Regions from separate parts of the Homo sapiens genome. Here region 2 is linked to region 1. A link is a contact called in ENCODE Hi-C or POLR2A ChIA-PET data. All regions are on one chromosome and are shown on one strand. The core of a region is the stretch at or near the end of the contact, and the rest is flanking DNA. Distances in the headings are between cores, read along the strand shown. Region 1 holds the start of FAM32A (family with sequence similarity 32 member A). Region 2 has its middle 17 kb from the start of KLF2.

What was found. Hi-C counts contacts between places; a loop is a spot of excess contacts on that map. ChIA-PET counts read pairs that join two places held with the same protein, here RNA polymerase II (POLR2A). Pooled maps may share reads with other maps.
Region 2: a loop to region 1 is called in a pooled map, with 4 times the contacts of the local background. The contact joins the enhancer-like site here to the promoter of FAM32A in region 1. A Hi-C loop is called at or near these places in 1 of 168 maps with a recorded cell type or tissue (breast epithelium) and 8 of 50 pooled maps. POLR2A ChIA-PET finds 5 or more read pairs at or near these places in 8 of 52 experiments (CD4-positive, alpha-beta T cell, CD8-positive, alpha-beta T cell, Caco-2 and 4 more).

The regions. Positions count from the first base shown.
Region 1 is chr19:16,184,155-16,187,497 of GRCh38, reverse strand. FAM32A (family with sequence similarity 32 member A) reads right to left here and starts at 2,088. Exons shown (of 4, transcript NM_014077.4): 1 at 1,982-2,088; 2 at 1,733-1,874. The coding sequence starts at 2,055. RefSeq lists enhancers at 2,494-2,543, 2,446-3,081.
Region 2 is chr19:16,340,724-16,343,913 of GRCh38, reverse strand. No RefSeq gene overlaps it. Among named protein-coding and RNA genes, the nearest start is that of KLF2, 17 kb to the right of the region's middle. RefSeq lists an enhancer at 1,104-1,333. Within about 2 kb of position 1,772, at least 21 of the 41 ENCODE cell types and tissues checked have a DNase peak (open chromatin) inside an H3K27ac peak, as active enhancers do; they include CD4-positive, alpha-beta T cell and CD8-positive, alpha-beta T cell, where a contact is called at or near this core.

The sequences.
Region 1 (3,343 bases), core at 839-3,338:
CAGCCTCGGTGACAGAGCCAGACTGAGTCTCACTGAGACGGAGTCTCACTCTGTTGCCAGCCTGGAGTGCAGTGACGTGATCTCGGCTCGCTGCAACCTCTGCCTCCCGGGTACTGGTTCAAGCAATCCTCCTGCCTCAGCCTCCCAAGTAGCTGGGATTACAGGTGTGTGCCACCATGCCCGGCTAATTTTTGTATTTTTAGTAGAGACAGGGTTTCACCATGTTGGCCAGGCTGGTCTTGAACTCCTGACTTCGTGATCCGCCCGCCTGACTTGTTAAATCCTTACCACAACCCTGTGAGGCAGACTTTAGTGCTACTTTAAGTAATAGGTAGCCGGCTTGCCCAGGGTCACACCACTAATTTGTGGTAGAGGCAGAGTCAAACTCAGGTCTGTCATGCCAGAGGTAGTGCATCCATGTGTTTTCTGTATGCCTGAATTAGATCTGGGAGTAAGGAGTTAATTGTCCCCAAGGTCCATTTTCCCCAGTGTCACCGTACAGAATCACCTAGACCAGGGTTAGGGTTTCTCAGCCTCAGTGCTACTGACATTTGGAGCCGGATCACTCTTTGCTGCGGCAGGCTGTCCTGTGTATCGCAGGGTGTGTGGTGTCATCCCTGGCCTCTAGCCACTAGTTGCCAGTAGTCCCCACCCCAACCCAGTTGAGAACCAAAAATGTTTCCAGACATTGCCACATGTGCTTCGGGGTGGGAGTTTAGGGGGGTGGAGACTACCCCCAGGTGAGAATCACTGACCTACACTGATTATTCCCTCTCCCCAGCATAATGGACCCAGTTTCTGTCTTACTGTGAACTCTTCTGTTCTCCACTGCACACATTTATGGTGTTAAGAAAAAATAATTTATCGGAGCCTTATAATACAATACAAACAAAGTCGTCATGGGCATGGCCATTCAATATCAACAGCTGAGACTGGGTGCGGTGGCTCACGCCTGTAATCCCAGCACTTTGGGAAGCTGAGGCGGGCGGATCACTTGAGATCAGAAGTTCGAGATCAGCCTGGCCAACATGGTGAAACCGCATCTCTACGAAAAATACCAAAATTAGCCAGGTGTGGTGGCGGGCGCCTGCAATCCCAGCTACTCGGGAGGCTGAGGCAGGAGAATTGCTTGAACCCCGGAGGCAGAGGCTGCAGTGCTCTGACCCCGCCAAAAATAACTAATTTTTTAAAAAATACAGCATGTTTGAATCTGCCAAACAAAGTTGTCTTGGAAACAAACTTTGTGGTGACTTCGAGCGGCGAGCATGGCCATTTAATATCAAGAGCTGGCATCCACTGAACATGTATGCACTGCTTTTTACTTTCATGACTTCCTCTCAAGTTCCCAACCCTCTTAGAATAAGTTACTACCCTGACTCGTACAGAAGAGGAAACTTGAGGCACGGAAATAAGAAAGTCACTGGCCTAGTGTCGCAGGGCAAATAAGCCACAGCACTGGAATCCAAACCCGGGTCTCCAGCTCTGGCCTCCTTTCAACGCCAGTTCTAGCTCTCCCCTCTGCTGCCCACTCGGGCCAGCGGGGTCTTCTCATCCTTGGAGCTCCCCCGGCAGAGGGCGACTCTTCTCTCACTCACGTACAGCATCCTCTCCCCGTAATTAAGGTCTCCTCTGACCGCTCCCCTGCCCTCGGAGCGTCCCAGCCCTGACCCCAATTTCCAGTCTCCCGGCGCCGGGTGTTCCCGCCTCCCCGCCGCCTTCTGCTTCTGCTCACCCGCTTCTCCTGCATTTTCTCGAAGGCCGCCTGGGCCGGGGTCCGCTTGTCCAGGCCGCGCCGCTTCTCCTCCTCGTTCTTTTTGCTCGTTCCCATTGCTTCCAGGAGTTTCGCTTTGTCTTTGTCCTTCTTTTTCTTCTTCCTGGAAAAAGACATGAGGAGGCGGCGGGTCGGAGGATCAGGGCCAGGGGTCCCGAGAAAAGGTCTAAGGGGGATGAAGACGGAATCCCGCGGGCCCTCGGGCCTCACCGCTTGGTCACTCCCAGCTCTGCGACGCCTTTCAGCTTCAGGGGTCCCTTTTGGACCTGCTCGTAGGCCTCCATGACACTCTCCAGTGCTTCGGTAGCTGGAGTGCCACACTTCCTGTTTGCAAACACTATTTCCGCCCGAATGGCCGCCTCGCTTCTCTTTGATTGGCTGAGCTACAAGGTGAGCATGCGCTCTTGGTTCTGGACCCGGGCCACACTTCCGGGTAGTGGGCGGGACAGAGAGCCAAGCGAATGAGTGCCCTTCGATTCCTATCTGCTGCCACACTTCCGAATTTGGCGCCCACTTCCGGTCTCCCATTCTTCACACAGGGTGCTGGAAACCCAACCCCTTTTTGAGCGTTTTGCGCACTTTTGGGTGACCTGTTCTCTCTCCTTGATTTTTTTTTCTTTTTTAGAGACACGATCTTGGTCTGTCACCTAGGCTGGAGTGGAGTGGCGCGATCGTGGCTCACTGCAGCCTTGAACCCTTGGGCTCAAGAGATCCTCCCGCCTCAGCCTCCCCAGTAGCAGACTGCAGACGGGCGCCACTGAGCGCGGCTAATATTTTCATTTAAATTTTTTTGTCGAGATGGGGTCTCGCTGTGTTGTCCAGGCTGGTCTCGAACTCGTGGGTTCAAGTGATCCTCCTGCTTCGGCCTTCCAAAGCGCAGGGATCACAGGCCTGAGCCACGCCCCACCACCCCCGTTCTCTTTTATTGCCATATTTTGAGCGTTCACTGGATAGCTGAACCTAATTTTGTAAACCTAATCAGTATTCATTAATTTTTCAGCTTTAGGTAAATGACAATATCATGTGACAAGGTTGGTGGTATGTTAAAACAATTAAAAATCTATTTTATGCCGGGCGCGGTGGCTCACGCCTGTAATCCCAGCACTTTGGGAAAACGAGGTGGGCGGATCACGAGGTCAGGAGATGGAGACCATTCTGGCTAACACGGTGAAACCCCGTCTCTACTAAAAATACAAAAAATTACCTGGGCGTGGTGGCGGGCGCCTGTAGTCTCAGCTACTCGGGAGGCTGAGGCAGGAGAATCGCTTGAACCCGGGAGGCGGAGGTTGCAGTGAGCTGAAATCACACCACTGCACTCCAGCCTGGGCGACAGAGAGAGACTCCATCTCAAAAAAAAAGTACATATATATTTAAATCAGCACTTTGGGAGACCAAGGTAGGCGGTTCACGTGAGGTCAGGTGTTGGAAACCAGCGTGGCCAACATGGCGAAACCCTGTATCTACTAAAACAAAACAAAACAAAACACAAAAAGCAAAAATTAGCTGGGCATAGTAGCCTGCGCTTGTAGTCTCAGCTACTTGGTAGGCTGAGGCAGGAGAAGCGCTTGAACC
Region 2 (3,190 bases), core at 523-3,022, 160 kb before region 1:
TGTGTTTATTTATTGAGACAGGGTCTCACTCTGTTGCCCAGGCTGGAGTGCAGTGGTGCGATCTCGGCTCACTGCAGCCTTCGCACCCCGGGCTCAAGTGATCCTCCCATTTCAGCCTTCTGAATAGCCGGGGCTATAGGCATGCAGCACCACGCCTGGCTAATTTTTGTATGTTTTCTAGAGATAGAGTCTCACTACTTTGTGCAGGCTGGTCACAAACTCCTGAGCTCAAGGGATCCTCCCAAAGTGTTGGGGTTACAGGTGTGAGCCACCATTCCTGGCCTAAATTTATTTTTAATTTATAGAAATTTTTATTCTTTTTTTATTTTTTTAGAGACAGGTTGTCACTATGTTGCCCGGGCTGGATTCAAACTCCTAGGCTCAAGCAATCCTCCCGCCTCGGCCTCTGGAGTAACTGGGCCTACAGGTGCATGCCACTGCATCCAGCTCCACTTTAACCACTTTTTTTTTAAAAAAACCACTTTCAAGTGCGTGGTTCAGCAGTGTTAAATATATTCACACCATTCTGCAACAGATCTCTAGAACTTTCTCATTTTGTGAAATTGACACTCTGTACCCATTGAGCAATTCCCCATAACCCCACTTCCGCCTCCTAGCCAGTGGTACTGGTTTTTGTTATTATTCATTCAGATGGGTATTATTCTTATTATTTTAGATGGAGTCTCACTGTGTCACCTGGGCTGTAGTGCAGTGGCACGATCTCAGCTCATGTAACCTCCGCCTCCCGGGTTCAAGCAATTCTCCTGCCTCAGCCTCCCGAGCAGCTGGGATTACAGGTGCCCGCCACTAAGCCCAGCTAATTTTTTTGTATTTTTAGTAGAGATGGGCTTTCACTATGTTGGCCAGGCTGGTCTCGAACTCCTGACCTTGTGATTTGCCCGCTTCGGCCTCCCAAAGTGCTGGGATTCCAGGCTTCAGCCACCGCACCCGGCCCAGATGAGTATTATTAAAGCTATGGTTACTGTCCAGGGATTGCTTTGAGCTTTTAGAGCAGGGCCTGTATATTCTAGCTCCACTACCCAAGAACCGACTGAGGGGCAGTTCTGTCTGTATTAACTAAGCTACTACATTATTCCTCATTATAGGAATGGAATCTCATTGTAAAGGAAACCGGTGTGGTGGAGGGGAAGTCCCAGCCCTGCGTCTCCATTCCGTGCCATTGTACGAAGGTCATGGGAGAGAAGGGGGCTCGAGTGTCCTGGGTGCCTTCTATGGACCAAGCACTTTCTCGACCACCATTCAGATGGTCACATCCAAGACCAAGATGTTCACTTGAATTCAGAGGCTTGGCCAGGGGACTTTCCATTTGACAGGGACAGATGCCATTGCCTCTCTGTGGCACTGCCTGGCTGCATCACGAGCTTGTCTCTGCTTCAACAGTGGTTATTTTTATAGCTGACAATGAGACTTACTGGAAATGGTTTGGCACTCATGCGTAGAAAGCGCCTGTATTTAAATTTGAGGAGTCGGAGTGCCTGGGCCCTGGAAGATGGGTGGTTCTTCAGGCCCTTGGCCAAGACCTTTAAGCCATAGAGCAGATCCCTTCCAGCCCAGGAAAAATTCCAGGGATTCTCAGCCTTTCTGAGGACTGGTTCTCTCAGAGCATCTGTTTGAAGCCTTGGAACTGTCATCCTTTCTCTTGTCTGAGGGCCCTCCAGCCCTCACGGCTCACCCCAGTCCATTCATGTTACGCAGCAGAGCTCTTGTCAGCTTGTAAAACTGAAACTCTGCCCCCACTAAATACTCATTCCCCATTTCCTCCTCCCCCAGCCCCTCGCACCCACCATTCTACTTCCTGTCTCTATGAATCTGATGCATGGACTCATACAGTATTTCTCTTTTTGTGTCTGGCGTATTTCACTTAGGATAGTTCCTGTTGGAGCATGTATGTGTCAGAATCTTTCTCTTTTTCTTTTCTTTTCTTTTCTTTTTTTTTTGAATTGTAGTCTTGCACTGCTGCCCAGGCTGGAGTGTAATGGCGTGATCTCGGCTCACTGCAACCTCCGCCTCCTGGGTTCAAACAATTCTCCTGCCTCAGCCTCCCGAGTAGCTGGGATTACAGGCACGCACCGCCACGCCCAGCTAATTTTTGTATTTTTAGTATAGACTGGGTTTCACCATGTTGGCCAGGCTAGTTTCGAACTCCTGACCTCATGATCCGCCCGCCTCGGCCTCCCAAAGTGTTGGGATTACAAGCGTGAGCCACCGCGCCCGGCCCTATAATCTCTTTCTTTTTAAAAACTGAATACTATTCCATTGTCTGGATAGATGGATAGACCACATTTTGTTTATCCATTCATTCATCAGTGGATACTCGGTCCAAACTTTATGTTATATTGACAAAATAACTGTATTAAAAATAGTAATGTGGCTGCGCATGGTGGCTCATGCCTGTAATCCCAGCATTTTAAGAGGCCAAGGTGGGTGGATCACTTGAGGTCAGGCATTTGAGACCCTTCTGGCCAACACAGTGAAACCCGTCTCTACTAAAAATACAAAAATTAGCTGGGAGTGGTGGCGGGCGCCGGTAATTCCAGCTGCTGGGGAGGCCGAGGCAGGAGAATCACCTGAACCTGGGAGGCGGAGGTTGCAGTTAGCCGAGATTGCACCACTGCACTCCAGCGTGGGCGACAGAGCAAGACTCCGTCTGAAAAAAAAAGTAACGTTTTACAACAGAAGCAACTTATTCTCAATTGCTTTTTTTACACCTTAAAATTGAGCTGAAATTCACATAACATAAAACTAACCATGAAGTGTACACGGTAGTGGCATTTCGTGCATTCACAATGTTGTGCAACCATCACCTCTGTCTAATTCCAGAACATTTGCATCCCCCAAGAGGAGACCCTGTCCCCATCAGCAGCCACTCCCCATTCCCCTCCCCCAGCCCCTGGCAGCCACTCATCTGCTTCCTGTCTCTCTGGATTTGCCTGTTCTGGGCATTTTGTATCAGTGGAATCTCACACTATGTGGGCTTTCGCGTCTGGCTTCTCTCACTCAGAATGTTTTGGGGGCTCATCCACATTGTAGCATGGATCAGTGCTTCATTCCTTTTCATGGCTGAATAATATTCCATTGTATGTATGGATCACAGTTTTCTTATTCATTCTCTAATGGACACTTGGGTTGTTTCTACTTTTTGGCTGTTATGAATAGTGCTTTGATGAAC